Regions from separate parts of the Mus musculus genome. Here region 2 is linked to region 1. Evidence: chromatin loops called from intact Hi-C (ENCODE). Cell type or tissue: left cerebral cortex. All regions are shown on one strand. Each heading gives the region's core, and the rest is flanking DNA. Links, peaks and the distances in the headings are about the cores only.

Region 1 (8,334 bases), core at 48-8,047:
TCCCAGAGTCAGTCCTGAGTCCATGTAACACAAACAGCACTGAATGGACTCAGTAGGTTTATACTCACATACATACATATACACATATACACACACATATACACATACACATATACATATATGTATCAATAATTAAAGAGGAGGAGGTCAATAACGTGAGGGAACATGGGGAGAATAGGAGGAAGAGAAGAAGGATGGAAATTACATAAATATAGTATTCAAGTATGAAATTATCAAAAAAAATTAAGAGAAAATTACCTACAGAACTGCTCAGAACAGCTTTAAAAGAAACCTCAGGTACTGACCGCTCTGTAGTTCAAACTATAAACACTATTTATTTACCTTTCTTTCTTTCTTTTTTTTTTTTTTTTTTTTTTTTTTTTGGTGTTTTCGAGACAGGGTTTCTCTGTGTAGCCCGGGGCTGTCCTGGAACTCACTCTGTAGACCAGGTTGACCTCAAACTCAGAAATGCGCCTGCCTTTGCCTCCCAAGTACTGGGATTAAAGGCATGTACCACCACTGCCCCGTCACACTATAAACATTTGTAACTATGCAGAGGTAGACATATTGCATAAGACAAATACACAAGAAGTTTACTTTTAGGTTTTGGGGGCTTTTTAGGTATTATTGGAATTTAACCCATTGTATGTATATGCTCAGCAATCACTCTACCAAGTTATATCCCTCACCTCTTGCAGTGAAAAATTTAAAATGTAGACCAAGAAAACACAAAGAGAGCTAAATTTGATTGCATAGCTACACATAGAGCAAACTGCAAAGTTAAAGGGGAAGAGGTTATCTAGGACCACATCTGGAATGCAGCAAATAGTTGGATAAGGCACAGTACATAGCTGGATAAAGTTTTTAGGCAATAGAAAATAGCTGCTGTCTGTTACATAAAAATACAACTGTCACTTAGGTCCTAGACAAAAGTAGACAAAACCCTAAAAGGAAGACCAGGAATGCTGCAGAAATCACTCTGGAGGAACAAAACATAACTGAGTGACATAGGAAACATGAACACGTACCTACTCGAGAGTCAAAGGCCAAAGAAAAGAGATAGTAAACACCAGAACGGCCATAGAAGAACTGGGAGAGGCCATGGGAAATGCTGAGAGCAGAGTCAAGATGACAAGCAAGCAGAATATATGGTGACTCCTACTGCTGAGCCCAAGGCTTCAGGGCAAAGGTTTTTATTTTGTCTTTTGTTTTTTCCCCAAGTATTAGGCTGAATTTAAGCTCAGAAGAGAGAAATATTTCAGGGCTGTGGATGATTTCACAAAGCCATTTAACATTCATCTGAATGCGGTAGTTCTTCCACGGATAAAAGCATTAAAGCTTATTCATCCCGTAACAGAAACCCTTAAATTAACCCTCAGTCACAGTATGGCTTAAGCAAATTCTCTTTTCAAAGGTGACATATATAAAAGTTTCCCTTAAAGAATCCTCTCACCACCCTCTCTTACCTAACAGAAACTGCTCCTTCACACAAAAGTCATTTTTAACACAAAACTCTGCCCCAGTCCCCAGTGGGTATCAAGCCCCATCATCCGGAAGCACTGCAGAAGAGGTTGTCCTAGGAAATACTACATGGATGTCTTCTGGCAATACAAAATCAGCTCAGCAGCTATATTCTCCATCTACTTCTAAAAGGATCTGGTCAGTTTGAGAATTGGGGGAAAACAAAAAAAAAAAAAAAAAAAAAAAGAAAGAAAAAACAAAAATCAAAGAGCCAGCTACACAGATTAAACACTTGGAAGACAAGAGCTTAATTTATGCATTCCTCCACCAAATCCTTTATTCCTGCGCTTCTGAGATTACAGCTTTAAGCCTTCGTTGAGCCTTTTTCTCTTTCTCCTTTATTTGGTGTGGGGAGGGTTCAGACGGGTGGTGTCTCTTCTGTCTCTGTGTGTGTGTGTCTCTCTCCTCTCTGACCAGTATCCTTTGCCTTGTCTGGTAGTCTTTGTCATACCACTCTGACTTGCAACAGCTTTTAAGTAGAACTCTGCTGTATTTCTTATCATAACCTTTATTATCTTAACAGCTGGAATAACTAAGACAGTTCAAGTAATGTTTTCCATTTTCAAGATTTTGGTAGTAGTGAATTTGTATAATCTGAGAACTTGGGAGGTAGAGATATAAAGACCAAGGTTTCAAAGTCATTAGTGAGTTGGAGGCCAAGCTGGACTATGAGAGACTGTTTCCAAAAAACCAAAGTAAAATAATCAGGGGTTGTGGTGGGATCCTTCATCTCAGAGCCCCCCCCCCCAGCCCCAAATGGCCAGCATTACTAAAAGATATGACACCCAAGGAAAAACAAGTTAACAAAAAAAAAAAAAAAAAAAAAAAGAAGAAGAAGTTGCCCACTTCCTGCCCTAAGAAATTGATTACAACTTGTGGAACCTGCAGGGTGACCATAAAAAGATATTTTTAGGCAGAAGACACTCTGTAATCAAAAAGACAATATCCCAGCAGGGGCCAGAGGTGCACGCCTTTAATCCAGGCAGAGGCAGGAAGATCTCAGTGAGTTAGAGGCCAACCTGGTCTACAAATGGAAAGCCAGATATCCTTTCAAAAGAAACAACAGCAACAACATAAGGGAAACATTCAAATTGCAAATCCATGTCCTAGAATCTGATGTGCCCCCCCAAAACGACCTCAGTTGGCACTAAGCCAGTCTCTGAGTTAACAAACTCAGAACAGAGATTCTGTGGACATCGATGTGATGGCAGAATGCAGCAAAATCGCTAAAGCAAGGTCCTCACTCGTGTCTGAGATGTCTCACTGTGTCTATCTTTTGAAAGAAAATTACGTAGCGTTTAAAATCCGACTTCTGGCTCACTTTGCTCACTCACTGCGAAGACTGGTTCACTACATACCTCCTCTGGGAAGCCTTTAACGACGTCAGGACTGCCCCTTAAAGAGGCGCTGCTGCGTATGCACAGCTGCAGCAATGGCAAGCCGACTAGAAACAGGTAAATTAAGACACAAAAAAACCAAAACAAATTTTAAATAATATTCGCCAAGAGGCAGTCCTCCTCTAGTGAAGAGTTTACATAATGTGTCAGAAAACCAAAGAGCTCTGCAGACCTGTCAAGGAAGACACAAGACTTGTGCTGTTCGTTTCCTCGTCACCTCTACTTTGCAACAGCCCCGCAGAAATTGGGAACATAATAAATCCGAACACGTTCACCTCAGGCTTCCCTACCCACATTTACTAAAAACATTAAAGATAAGAGAGGAGAGGGAAAAAGAATCCAGCCAAAACAAACTAAAACCCTGGCCTCGCACTTCTGACTCCAACGTATGGAGTAACCTAACCGAGCAGGGGAGTTTTTCTTCTTGGGAAAGGAGGAAGAAGAAAAAGGCAACTGTCTCGAATGTGCGCCTCGCCCAGCAGTGCCATGACAAGCTCCAAAACTCCACGCTGGCCCTAGCAGCTCCCTCGCGGCCCGTCCCAGCACGGCCCCGCGGCCCGTCCGGTCCCCAGCGCCTGCCTCTCACAAAGGAGAGTGGTTCAGCCCCGAGCATCCCGCACCTGATCACCGCTCGGCGCTGCACCCGCATGGGTGCGAGCGAGCGAGCAAGCGAGGACGTTGTTACCCCACCCACTACCCGCCCAGGCTCCGACGAGGCTTGGTGGAGCCGCGCGTGCCGCAGGCTTACCTGAGCCAGTCCTGCGGCTTCCTTCCCTGGGCAAGAGTTGCAACCCACCGTCCGGGAGAACAAGGCGCCTTCCGGCGGAGCACGGCCAGCCCTCGCCGCAAGCAAGCTTGCTAGTCCTCCATGCGCCTGGGCCCGCCCACCGCCCTCCATCTACCAATGGCGTGGCCGGAGCCGGGCGCCATCCAGGAAGTCTCCGAAGGCTGGGAGGGCCTGAGGCTGGGAAGGGTACGTAGGCAACCGCAGATATGCCTGCTTGGAAATCGGAGCGGGCGGCGGGCTGGCAGGCCAGGCCTCTGACCCCCGCCGCTGGGGGCGCTGCAAACCCGGACAGCACCTGCTACCTGTCTCGGGAGGCCATCTTGGGTCGACTGGCTTGGTGATCTCCCACGATTACGTATAGGAATGTGAAGGCCTTTTTGGAGTTCTGTTGGTCCGTTTTGGTCCAGCCCCTACATGCCCTCCTCTCATGTACTCAGGATGCCTGTCAGTCATGGGGAGGAACTCTGGAAAAACGTTGAACAAGACTGGAAACAAGCCCCACCACCTCTTAAACGTAGGAATGATGCTGGTTTATCAAAGAAGCCAACGATCAGTTTTTCTGAATGCCACTTCTAGGGTGATCCTTGACAAGCAGGATTATCAACACATAATCGACACGGGTTTTATAGCCATTCTACTTGCTTATCTATGCACGTTTCAGATTTTCCAGTATTAGAGTTTTGTTTGTTTTTTTGAGACAGGGTCTCAATATATCAGGCTGGCGTTAAACACAGAGATATGGTATTTGAGGCATGAGCTACCACGCCCTAGACCAGTGTTCCGATTTTAGCAACCCAAAATTCTGAGTCATTTAGTAATATCGGGAGTGAGGAATTTCACTTAAAAAGCAAAGGACCTTAAATTTACCAATAGTTCCAATTACTACGCACGAATACACACTGGGAAACAAGACTTATCAGAGGTACACTGACGGAGTCATTTATTCTGGAAAGAAGCAAAATTTCACCATAGGTCAAACTACACTGAGAAAGGTGTTCCTGCATTTTCTAAAGTTCTGCCGACTACATTTCCATACAAGAAGGGTTTTTTGGTTGTTGTTTGTTTGTTTAAATACCAGTATTAGAAAACTCGAGGAAGCCGGGCGTGGTGGTGCAGGCTTTTAATCCCAGCTCTCGAGAAGCAGAGGCAGGCGGATTTCTGATTTCGAAGCCAGCCTGGTCTACAAAGTGAGTTCCAGGACAGCCTGGGCTACACAGAGAAACCCTGTCTTGAACCAACCCCCCCCCCCCAAACAAACAAACAAACCTGAAGGAAGCTTGAGCAACACAGCAAAACCTGCAAAATTTGTTTTTAAAGAGATTTATTTATTTTTATAAACTTTGCTCTTGTCATTTTCCCTAAACAATATAATTTGTCAACTATTTGCACATCACCCGCACTGTTTTAGGTAGAATCAGAAATGATCGCAGTGTTGAGAACAACGTGTGTAGGTAGTTTGTAAATATACATCTCTGTTCCTGAGGGACTTTGGTGCCCACAGATTTTGTTATCCATGTGGTTTGGGGGGATCCTGGAACTAGACTATCATAGATGGAGAGACAACCATATTTGCTGTGCTACTTCCCTCTGGGGAAACTGAGGTATAGGGAGACCCGCTGACTCCTGGGGCTAACATGAAAGTAGAGGGTCCCTGAACATCAGGCCCAGGGTTCTGACTCATGTGCCTCAGTTTGCCCATAGATTTTCTTTTTCTTATTTTTAAGATTTATTTATTTATTATATGTAAGTACACTGTAGCTGTCTTCAGGCACCCCAGAAGAGGGCATCAGATCTCATTACAGATGGTTGTGAACCACCATGTGGTTGCTGGGATTTGAACTCAGGACCTTTGGAAGAGCAGTCAGTGCTCTTAACCACTGAGCCATCTCTCCAGCCCATTGTTGTTTTTAAAGATATATTTTTTAGATTTTAATGTGTGTGAGTGAGATTTATTAGCCGGGCGTGGTGGCCGCACGCCTTTAATTCCAGCACTCGTGAGACAGAGGCAGGCAGATTTCTGAGTTCGAGGCCAGCCTGGTCTACAAAGTGAGTTCCAGGACAGCCAGGGCTATACGGAGAAACCCTGTCTTAAAAAACCAAAAAAGAAAAAAAAAAAAAAGAGAGAGAGAGATTTATTGCAGGGCACGCCTTTAATCCTAGGATTTGGGAGGCAGATGCAGGCCGATCTCTGAGCTCTGATCTACAGAACTAGTTCCAGGACAGCCAGGAGTACACAAAGAAAACAGTTTTTCTATTATATTTTTAATTTTGTGTATATGTATGTGCATGAGCACTGGTTGGGCCAGAGAGCAGAGATGTGGGTTTCCCTTGGGACTGGAATTACAGTGGACATGTGTGGCAAGGAACTGAACTCTGGTCCTCTGCATGACCAGTTCATGCTCAGCTCCTAATCTATCTCTCTCACCCATCAAACATCGTTAAAATACACTTTTTAAAGAGACATTTCAATGATTAAAATAATTTTTCAAGCAGTAACATAATTGTGCCTATACCTTTAATTCCAGTAGTAGGGAGCCAGAGGCAGGTAGATCTCTGAGGTCAAGGACAGCCTGGTCTTCTATAAAGCAAGTTCCAGGACAGCCAGGCCTACACAGAGAAATCGTGTCTTGAAAAACAAAACAGCAGGCGGGGAGTGGTGGCGAATGCCTTTAATCCCAGCATTTGGAAGGCAGAGACAGGTGGATTTCTGAGTTTGAGGCCAGCCTGGTCTACAAAGTGAGTTCCAGGACAGCCCTAAAAAAAAAAAAGAAAGAAAGAAAGAAAGAAAGAAAGAAAGAAAGAAAGAAAGGAAGGAAGGAAGGAAGGAAGGAAGGAAGGAAGGAAGGAAGAAAGAAAGAAAGAAAGAAAGAAAGAAAGAAAGAAAGAAAGAAAGAAAGAAAGAAAGAAAAGACCAACAAAACCAAAGGGGAAGGGTGTTGTGTCAATATTTTATGAGGAGCTGTGACTATACTGAGCAAATTCTTCCCTAGCTCTAAATACCACTGTATAAATTTGTTAATGTGTTTATGTGTAAATGCACAGAGATATAATCCTAATTATTAATGGTTTCTATAATAAGAGACTATTATCCTTCTGGTTAGTTTCTGGTACAGAATATAAGACCCACCAACAAAGGAAGTCATTATAAGCATTGTGGGAGGGGCGTGTCTGGCCCAGTGGTTTCTGCTAGCTACACTGATGTGTTGCTATAAATGATATGATTTTCAGTGTTCATGATTTCAAAATATCGCATAATTACCATTCAGCACATTGGGGTGGGAGATGCTTTTGTATTAATTCATTATCACTTGACTCAGGTCATGAATTTATAATAAGCCACAGCTTTTTGTTTCTTTTCAAAACAAGAAAAATATCAAGTATGGAAGGTTATAAAATATAATACTAGGTGTGAGAATTAGGTTTTTACGTTCCAAAAAAAAAAAAAAAGTCAGGATGGTCACTTTCATCACTCCAAGAGTAACAGCCATAGGTAAAATACTATCTCTAATGCTTGTGAATTGCTAGAAAAATCTGAACAGTAAAGAACTTTTCAACAGAAACTATAGCATTGATGGGTGCATTGGCACATTCAGTACTCAGGAGGCTAACACAGGAAGATCAGGAGTTCTAGGATAGCCTAAGCTACCTCACCAGACTTAAAAAGAAAGGAAGAGAGAAAAGAAATGAGGGAGGGATGAAGGAAAAATGAAAAGAACTAAATTATATACTCAGTTTTGTGCCTGGTTAAAACAAAACAAAACAAAACAAAACAAAACAAACAAAGAAACAGGCTGAATATAAATTCAACAACCACTAAACCTTTGTGGAATGAGGTAGGGTTAAAATCCAAAGACCAGAAGCATAATCAGCTCAATGCCCAGATGACCTCTCATTTCCTATGGTACAATGTTAACTTTACTGCTACTATAAGGAACAGAATTCAGAATAAAACCAATTCTAAGAAGGAATTATCTTTGATGCAATATTCTAGGAGGATAGTATCCATTTACACTCAGGGTATAGTCAGAAATGACACATGAAATAAAAGTAGCTTGGATCATGCATATATTTAATAGTAAAACGGTCATTAACAATAAAAATTAGAAAATTTGGTGAGACCTCAGTGCTGTGAAAGAAAATGAGACAAGTAAAAAAGACAGCAAGTGTCCCAGGAGGTGATGCCAGGAGTCAGCAGAGGCAAACTGGGCTGACAGTTACAGAGTCTACGGAACGGGTAAAAACGTCCCTATGTATCTGAGTCTTGGAAGCAGGCATTCTTACTGTAGACTGCACAGAATGGAGGCAGTTACAGTGAGGCAGGACAGAAGAGCAATGAGAAATCAGGATAAGGAGATGGGGAAACCAGGATACAATTACATAGAGATGACTCTAAGGCCTTTTGTTTCTTCTAAACTCTTAAGTTTTAAAGCATGTCACTTAATTCCAGATGGTGAGTTGCAGAGTACAGTAAGGGAACGGTGGGATGGACTGGGATGACAGGTGCCTGCTCTCAGAGAGCTTACAGCCTATGTGAGACAGATGCTTCCCCCTCACCCACCCTGGGTTCACTACAAAACATTTATAACGTGAAACACATACAAATAAATATACATATGGATAACGTAGGAA
Region 2 (8,334 bases), core at 101-8,100, 1.2 Mb before region 1:
CAGATCCATCCCGACCGTACTGTGGGTCCTTTATACCAGTGCAGTCTTCCCCAAGTGTTCCCAAGTCCGGGTGTGAACATGTCTGCAAGTCAGCGCCCCAAAGCTGCCTGCTTGCATTTTTGCTGCTTTCTGAGGGTTCCCTGTTCCTGCCACACAGAGGACCAGCCTTGCTGAGGGAGTCTGAAGATGCTGGAGTGCTGAATTCTTCCTCCTGCTACGGCGAGTCAGCTGATGCTCTCGTTTTTTTTTTTTTTTTTTTTTTTTTGTGCCCAGACTCACCTCAGACATCCCCAGCACGCTTCCACACAGTGAGAGATGCTTTGCCCCTGCCTCCACCTCTACTCCGCTGACAACCTGTAGGTCTCCCATCCCTATTTTTGCTTTTAGAAATTAGTACAGCTTAAATCACACATAAATATCTACACAATGATGGAGCAAAATCTAGAAATTGACAAGGAGCTAAAATATTGCAACTTTGCCCTATATACAAGATAAATGTATGGCAACTTTTAAAATTGTATGTATTTATTTATCTGCATGTATGTCTGTGTACCACACATATGCAATGCCCAGGGAGACCAGATGAAGGCATCACTACATATGGTTGGGAACTGCCATGTGGGTCTGAGAACTGAACCTGAGTAAGTGCCTGCAACCACTGAGCGATCTGTCCAGCCTTGAAGATGAATCTGTTAGAACAATTCTAGTAGATTTCTTCACTACCTCACTGTGTACTTTCTGGGTTTTAGAAGTCTGACCCCGTGGCTTGTCTACTCTTCGATCTTAGAGTTACCTCATAAGCAGAGCAGACATGCATAATTTCTTCTGTACTTGGTTCCCATAATGCTTAGATGTAGACAGCTGGTTTTGCAACTGTGCTTTAAAGAACAGGAAGCTGAGTAGCCATAAATATATATTCTTTTTTCTCCAGAGGATGGACAGAGGGAGGAGGAGCCCAGGAAGTGCTGTGTGTATTTCTGGGGGTTGGAGAGGTGGGGGCACAGTTGCCTCACTCCTTCCTTTAGACTTCTTTCAAAGTAGTTCCTGAAGTTGGCCTGAACGTCAGGGATAATATGTTTTTGGATCTATGGCATATGCACAGTGAAACTTCAGTCCTACCCTGAGCAAGGATAAGGACCATACACATAAGGAAAGAGGCAGCTTAGGAACAAAAGGCCGTGCTTAGCAAACATTATCATTGCTGAAAGAGATGTGTGGTCCACCAGGTGGTTAATATTTGACCCAGGCATGCTCAGGGGAAAGGTGAATGACTCCTTGTTTGCCCATGATTAGTGGCCTTGGTTTACAAGTCGCTGCCAAAGTAAAGATCCTTAGATAGGTTCTCCCCACCCCGTCACATGAGCACTGTATATTACCAGCCTGTGAGGAGCCTCTAGCTTCACACCGCAGGACCCTGTCTCCAGGAGCACGCAGCTGGACACATTCCCAGTCGGAGGAAAGCTGGCCAGCTTTGGTAAGATTCTTCCTTGTGGGTGTTCAACTCTCTGCTTCTTTTCCTCTGTGCTCTTTCTAGCAGTTCATCTATTTTAGTGAAACTGACTAACACCCCTTACGCTTTCTGGACTCAAACTTGCACATTAAAAAGAAAACGAGTAAGAGTTAAAATTTAAAATGAAAACAGGATTATTTGGTGTGGTTTGTATCTGGGAAGCAATTAATGGGATTTCGATCAAGGAGATGGAGATATAGGAGGGTTTCTTCAATTGTGATTAAAAGCCCCCAAAGGCTTAGGAAGCCATTTGCAGAAGGGCATGTGATCTGTCGTGTTTCCTCCATAACAAGCTTGGCTTGGCAGGAATAATAAGGAAAACCCCGAGTCTGGTGGTGGTGGTCCACACCTTTAATTTCAGCACTGGGGTGGTAGAGGCAGGCAGATCTCTGAGTTCAAGGCCAGTCTGGTCTATAAAGTGAGTTCCAGGACAGCCAGGGCTACCCAGAGAAAGCCTGTCTCCAAAAAGAAAAAGGAAAGAAAAGAAAAGAAAAAAAAAAAAAAAAAAAAAAAAGGAAAACCCGGAATCAGGAAGTACTTTCAGCAGTATTTCCTACTCAATTCTTTCCTAAAAAAAAAAAAGAAGGAAGAAAAAAGAAAAAGTTATGGACGCTCCTTAAAAACAAAGAGGAACATGAACCAAGATCAAAAGATGCTAGGTTGAGGGGAGAAAGGAGGAAAGACAGGAGGAAGACCAGGCACAGGGTGTTCTAGTCCAGTTGGACTGTTATGAAGATACACAAAGTAGGGAGAGTATACCTAGGAGAAGGGTGTTTATCACATTGCCACCCCAGCTGCAGGTAGTTTGCTACATGTCTAGTCTACATAGCACTGCCAACCCGGATTCCTGTGAGCACTACCTGGTTAAGAATGGGTAAACTGAGTCTGCACAAGAGTTGGAACTATTCCACTGCAGAAATCCGAATGACAGTCATTGTTGTGTATGCGACTAAGGTTCAGTACCTTTGGCCATGGCAGATTTACACCTGCACTCTCTAACAATAACACTCTCGCTTGTTTTCTCACAATTATACCTTGTCTGGCTTTGGGGGGAGTGTTAGAGTTAAACACACAGTGAGACAGTTTCAAGGGAGTGGACAGTAGACACTGGTGGTTGAGGTGTTCTGCTGGAAGTTGCTCCCTGGGTGTTTTAGAGAAACCATTATGAGAGACTGCATTGGGTGAGTTGGTAAAAATTAATGTGGAATTTCTGCAAATTAGAAGCAAGTAACCCCTTTCCTGGCCACATAGGCCTGAGAGCTTTCAAAGTCTAAATAGCAAGTATCTTTTTAGGATGAAGACCCCCCTATGTAGTGTTCATGGTACAGAGCCTTGGCTTACCCAGAGATCCTTCAGGGAAGATGTGTTTCAGTGAGACTGGACCAAGGTCACCCATCACCGATTTCTTCCAGTTGGTACCTTGTATCATCAACTAAGGTTATATAAATTTGCCGCTGCAATTCCAGTGTTGCTAGATTTGGCTCCTGAAACCGGTAAAGAATCCATTAGCTTAGTAAGAACCATACACTTTCAAAGCTGGAACCCCTCTCATTTATGGATGGTAAAGCATAGGCCTAAAGAGAAAAAGGAAGGAAACTATCAGAGAGATATTGAGAGCCTGCTGTGAAGCCAGCATTATGATTCAAGTAAAGAATACAGATCCCTGTCAGCTGTAGATTATAGAGCAGAAGGAAGTATGGACAGGTATATGGTTGTTTCCCTAAGATCACATGGTGTGTTTGGAAACAGCAGCCATGAAACCCAATAGCTGGTAACTGTTTGCTATATGATAGCCTTAGCATTAGGATCCTCCACATTATTGCTTTTGCTTTGGTGTCCTAAATACCCAGAGCCTGGCAACTTTAGGCACTCTGAGTGAGCCTACCAGTTCCCATTCCCCGCAACCTGGGTTTAAGTATAGGTTGGCATCTTCACAAGAGCCAACAGTCCTGCTACTGAATGGCAACATCCCTATCCACTGCTGCCACCTGCTGATCCTTTTGAGTATTACCAGCTCTTGTTATTTTGTTTGTTTAGGTTGGAGGTAGCCAGGCTAGTCCCTAAACCTGCCCAGGTCCTCCTTGCCTGCTCTGAGATTGCAGGCATGCATGCAGCATCACACCCAGATCTTCCTCCTTTTAAAAGAGAAATCACATCTAGGGAAGAGCATCCCAAGACAACATAAAGAGCTCAGCAACTGGGTGTCATGCAGCCCGGCAGCTCTGGTGAAGCAGTTGCCACACGGAAATGCTGGTAACTCTTTAGGGGTGGCTGTGCCTTCTGCACTTGTGCACCATCTCTTCTCAATAAACGAAACACACACACACACACACACACACACACACACACACACACACACACACTCACATTGGATTCTGTTACAGATCATAATCTTCTATGCTTTATGGAAGTTTGTTATTTCAGCGCTGTGAAATGACCGAGAATTTGGTGTTCTTTATAGCCTTATTCTGAGTCTGTGGTTATCATGAAACAGAAAGGATGGGCTAGTGTCAGATGCTAATTAGAAGGGCAGTTCACTTCCCACTCCATCACCTGACTTACACATGCTCAGTAGAGCCTTAGACCCCTGACCTCCTAGATTCCAAGCTATACTCCTGACTCTGCACTACTGACCAGATTATAGGCTGAGGGCCAGGACCTCAGCCTTCTACAAACAGACACATGCACACGCACGCACGCGCGCGCGCGCGCACACACACACACACACAGTAAAAGTAAGTATTCAGACTTACACATGAGAAAGACACAAAATAAAATTAATGGTTAACTTAATGCAGCTGAGAAACAAAATGCAGGGCAAAAACAAAATAAAACTTACTTGGAGCTGATTTTCTCCTTAACTAACATTTCCTTAGGCTGGCTGAAAGATGCAACATTCCCTGCATTTATTTATTTACAGACAAGGTCTCCTGTATCCCAGGCTGTCCTTGATTTGGCTATAGAGCCCAAGATGACCTTGAACTTCCAATTCTTCTGGCTCCACCTCCCTAGAACCACATAAACTGGGTGTGGTAGTTCTTAAGGAAGATCAAGAGTTTGGGCCCAGCCTGGGCTACATAGCAAGACCCTGTCTCAAAGTAAAACAAAACAAAAAAAAATCAAAACATAAAAGTTGATTTCTCCTGCTAAGTGTAGGGGCACTCATGGTCATCTGATATGGTGGGGTTCTGTGTGGAGGTGCAGGTTTGTGTGTTTCTCAGAAGCCGTGTACCATGTACCATGTTTTCTGGGACCTGAACCTCACCAATTACAATGCTGGCTGGTAGGGATCCTCGTGTTTCTACCTCCACAGCAGCAGGATTACAAGTGCTTGTCATCGAGCCCGACTTTTTACTTACTTGGCCATTTCTTCCCTGTGGTGAACTTTTTTAAGTTTTATTTTTACTATTTTAAATTAAGTGTATGCATGTGTGTCTGTTTCTGTGGGCAGATATGTGTAAGAGAATTCCTGGTGCCCACAGAAGCCAGAGGCACTAGATTCCTTGGAGCCTGAGTTGCTAGTGGATGTGAGCAGCTTAGTGTGGGTGCTGGGACCGGAACTCAGGCCCTCTGAAGAGTAATATACACTTTTAACTGCTGAGCCATCTCTGCAGCCCCACCATGAGCAGGGTTTTTATGTCTCAGGATGATCTTTTTCTATTTTCTCAAAGACTAAGGATATTATCAGAAATTGCTTTATTATCTCCTTATTATCTCCCAGTTCTCAAATTTTCAAATTTCCTAAGAAATAACAATTTAAAAGTCCATACGAAGGTCAAACTCCAGCAGAAGACACCTTTGATCCTATGCTGGATGTATGTGGTGCAGGGTAAACTGAGAACTCTGGGAGGTGATGGTAGGAATCTCCTCTCTTCTCCTCTTCAGAAAGATCTTACAGAAAAATTTAAGTCCCTTGCCTTCATGAAGAGATCTCAGTTTTGTTTTGTGTTTTGTTTTACAACACTGTCAGATCATTTGCCTATGTTAGCAGTATTACAAACATGGGAGACACTAGAAAATATTCTCTCAGATCATCCGAAGAGCCTCTGAAGATGAAGCTTGAGTTCCCCATTTTGCTCTCTAAGAGCTTCTTCTAGACCCACTTCAGGTACCACACAACGTGTTCCATTCTCCCTATGCACTGCATAGCAACTCTGCCCTCTGGGAGAAGTAGACCTGCACCCTTCATCCCAAGGTGATCTCTACAGCTTTCATCATTAATGTGGAACTGAGCGACTGCCTGGAGTCCCCAGCCTTGGGGCATGGGCTGTCCTGTGTTCTTGATCCCCACAAGTCATTGGCTCTCAGCTCCTGTGTTATGATCCATCTTGCCTCAGGAACCCCCATGCCTCCCCAATGGATGCCACATTTCTGTTCTGTGCTTTTCTGTCTTTCTTTCTTCTTCCTTGACCACCCCCTTCTCTCAACCCAAAAAACCCAAAGTCTTGTACATTATCCAGCTAGGGTGGAACTTCAGGATTCAAGCAATCCTTCTGTCTCTATTTCCTAAGTAGCTGGACCTTACTGACACATACTGCACCTGTCCTTGGTATATATATTAAATGTCTTTATGCCCTAGGATCTAGCACAGTTTCTGGGCCCAATAGGACTTGGGTAATGTTTGTTATCAAGTTAAGTAATAGGTGAATTAAGAATATAAATAGATTCTGTTATACTATGGATGATGGTGAACCTAAGGAATAGAGAAAGATGGCTGCGCCATGGAGTCTGTTAGGAAGGCCAAGGCCAAGATGGAATTAGGTAGCTGAGGACACTGTTTTATCATGCTCTTTCAGAAAGGAAAGTCTCCACCCACTTAGTCTAAGTTAGAAAGTGGTTCTACAGCCGACCACTCCTGCTTTTTTGCCCTTGGCAGGAATCTCTGTTGGAAGAGATGGCGATAAGCCCAGGCCCGTTGTTCTTGATCTTCGTGCTGGGTCTGGTTGTGATCCCTCCCACTCTGGCTCAGGATGACTCCAGGTACACAAAATTCCTGACTCAGCACCATGACGCCAAGCCAAAGGGCCGGGACGACAGATACTGTGAACGTATGATGAAGAGAAGAAGCCTAACCTCACCCTGCAAAGATGTCAACACCTTTATCCATGGCAACAAGAGCAACATCAAGGCCATCTGTGGAGCGAATGGAAGCCCTTACAGAGAAAACTTAAGAATGAGCAAGTCTCCCTTCCAGGTCACCACTTGCAAGCACACAGGAGGGTCTCCCCGACCTCCATGCCAGTACCGAGCCTCTGCAGGGTTCAGACATGTTGTTATTGCCTGTGAGAATGGTTTGCCTGTCCACTTCGATGAGTCGTTTTTCAGTCTATAGTCAGCAGGCCCCTGGCACAGACCTAGCTATGTTTTCTTTTTATCTCCCCTCATAGCCCAGAACACTGGTTCCATCGTTCATTGTCAGGGGCCAGAAAAACGAACTATCTAAAACATATGTCTCCTGATTTGCAATGCACAGAAATAAAGATGTCTCAAAAGCCATTAAGAGTCAGTCTGGAAGATCACTAGTTCCCAGTAAATTTAGCTTTTCCTGTTTTCTCTTCTTGCTGTATCCCAGGGGAAAGGGGCTGGGACACAGAGAGATATTCTTCCTTACCTGCTAGTCATGGGGAGGGTAGATTTCATCTTTTTATGGTGCTGTGGATGCTAAATTGATTTACAGACAGGACAGGGAATTAAAAAAGAGCCAAGTTGTCTATTAAGTAATAGGTCACTAAAGGAGCCCTTTGGAAAGGAGTTTAGGATCAAGAGCACACCAAGCACACCAAGGGTATCCCCCTGCCGTCTCCTCCTGTACGGCCTGAGACCGTCAGCACCCAGGGGACAGCTGTCATCCTCAGCAACCTAATGCATCCCCTTAATGTTTTTAAGGACCTCAACTCTGGCCAAACCAGATTCATAGTTTCACACAGAAAAAAAAAATCGATACCAGCCTTCATGAAGCAGAGTTGGAGACTTTTATCAGTGATAATTCTGACTTGTCTGGGTTGTCAACAGAAAGGTTGTGAGAGAGGCAGTTAGGGAGCGAGACATACCCAAGTGTAGGTATGGACTCCCCAACAGAGAGTAGTACATAGTTACCTTCATATTGGTCATATGTACAATGTCTCTCAAGCCACACCTTAAAAGGTCGAAAGGACATCCCTCCTTTCTTCTTTCTCTCTGTTTAGAATATTACTTATTTTATGTGCATTTTGTTTTACTATATGTGTTTTGTCTGCATGTCTGCATGGGCACCACATGTGTGTCTGGTGCCCAGGGAGGTCAGAAGAGGTGTTGGGTCCCCTGACCTGGAGTTACAGATGGTCATGGTGAATGCTGGGGTCCAAACCTAGGTCCTCTACAAGAACAGCAAGTGTCCTAAGTGCTGAGCCACCTCACGACCCCTTTTTATCTTTTGATCCCTATGTGGGATCATATGGTGGCTCGGGGAGTGTCTTGGGTGGAATTATAATTTGCAAAGGTAGAATCAAGTTCCACCAGGGTTGCATAAGGGGTTTAGTACACATCTTTTTGAAAAGAAGGTTTCTTCTTCATTCTTGAAAAGTGCAAGCTTACTCCTGGCAAAGGGTGAAGGCCTTAAGCAGTTGCTCATTATGATAGAATATTTGCTTGCCAGATTGCCAAGTAAGGGGTTTCTTCCTCTTCTCAGAGCCCCTTAAATCCCCCCCCCTTTTTTTCCCATTGAGTGTCTCCCTTTTGTTCCCATTAGTGCTTTCCTTTGATACGGGCAATTATCACTTATCAAAGCATGGGCTTGAAGTAGAATAGAGTAAACCCTAAGCCATTTCAGTGGCGTGTGTGATCCA

What was found. A loop is a pair of places that touch in the nucleus more often than their neighbours do. Peaks named below come from ENCODE experiments on the same cell type or tissue, not always from the same donor. Only the 100,000 strongest peaks of a DNase experiment are listed, where the experiment ranks them.
Region 2: it touches region 1 in a loop (5-fold over the local background); 2 of 42 quality-filtered maps call a loop at or near these places.

Annotation. Positions count from the first base shown.
Region 1 is chr14:52,254,012-52,262,345 of GRCm38, forward strand. It overlaps Chd8 (chromodomain helicase DNA binding protein 8), which reads right to left and starts at 3,749. Exons shown (of 38, transcript NM_201637.3): 1 at 3,667-3,749. It overlaps Rab2b (RAB2B, member RAS oncogene family), which reads right to left. Exons shown (of 8, transcript NM_172601.3): 8 at 7,748-8,334. In left cerebral cortex, for the core only: a CTCF peak has its summit at 3,969; DNase peaks (open chromatin) are centred at 2,947, 3,085, 3,893, 4,517 and 2 more places; H3K4me3 peaks cover 2,170 bases; H3K27ac peaks cover 2,064 bases.
Region 2 is chr14:51,095,000-51,103,333 of GRCm38, forward strand. Rnase4 (ribonuclease, RNase A family 4) reads left to right here and starts at 1,001. Exons shown (of 2, transcript NM_201239.3): 1 at 1,001-1,474. It overlaps Ang (angiogenin, ribonuclease, RNase A family, 5), which reads left to right and starts at 1,001. Exons shown (of 2, transcript NM_007447.3): 1 at 1,001-1,474; 2 at 6,387-7,010. The coding sequence starts at 6,405. The coding sequence ends at 6,842. In left cerebral cortex, for the core only: a CTCF peak has its summit at 3,524 (motif pointing left); DNase peaks (open chromatin) are centred at 117, 702, 915, 1,397 and 1 more place.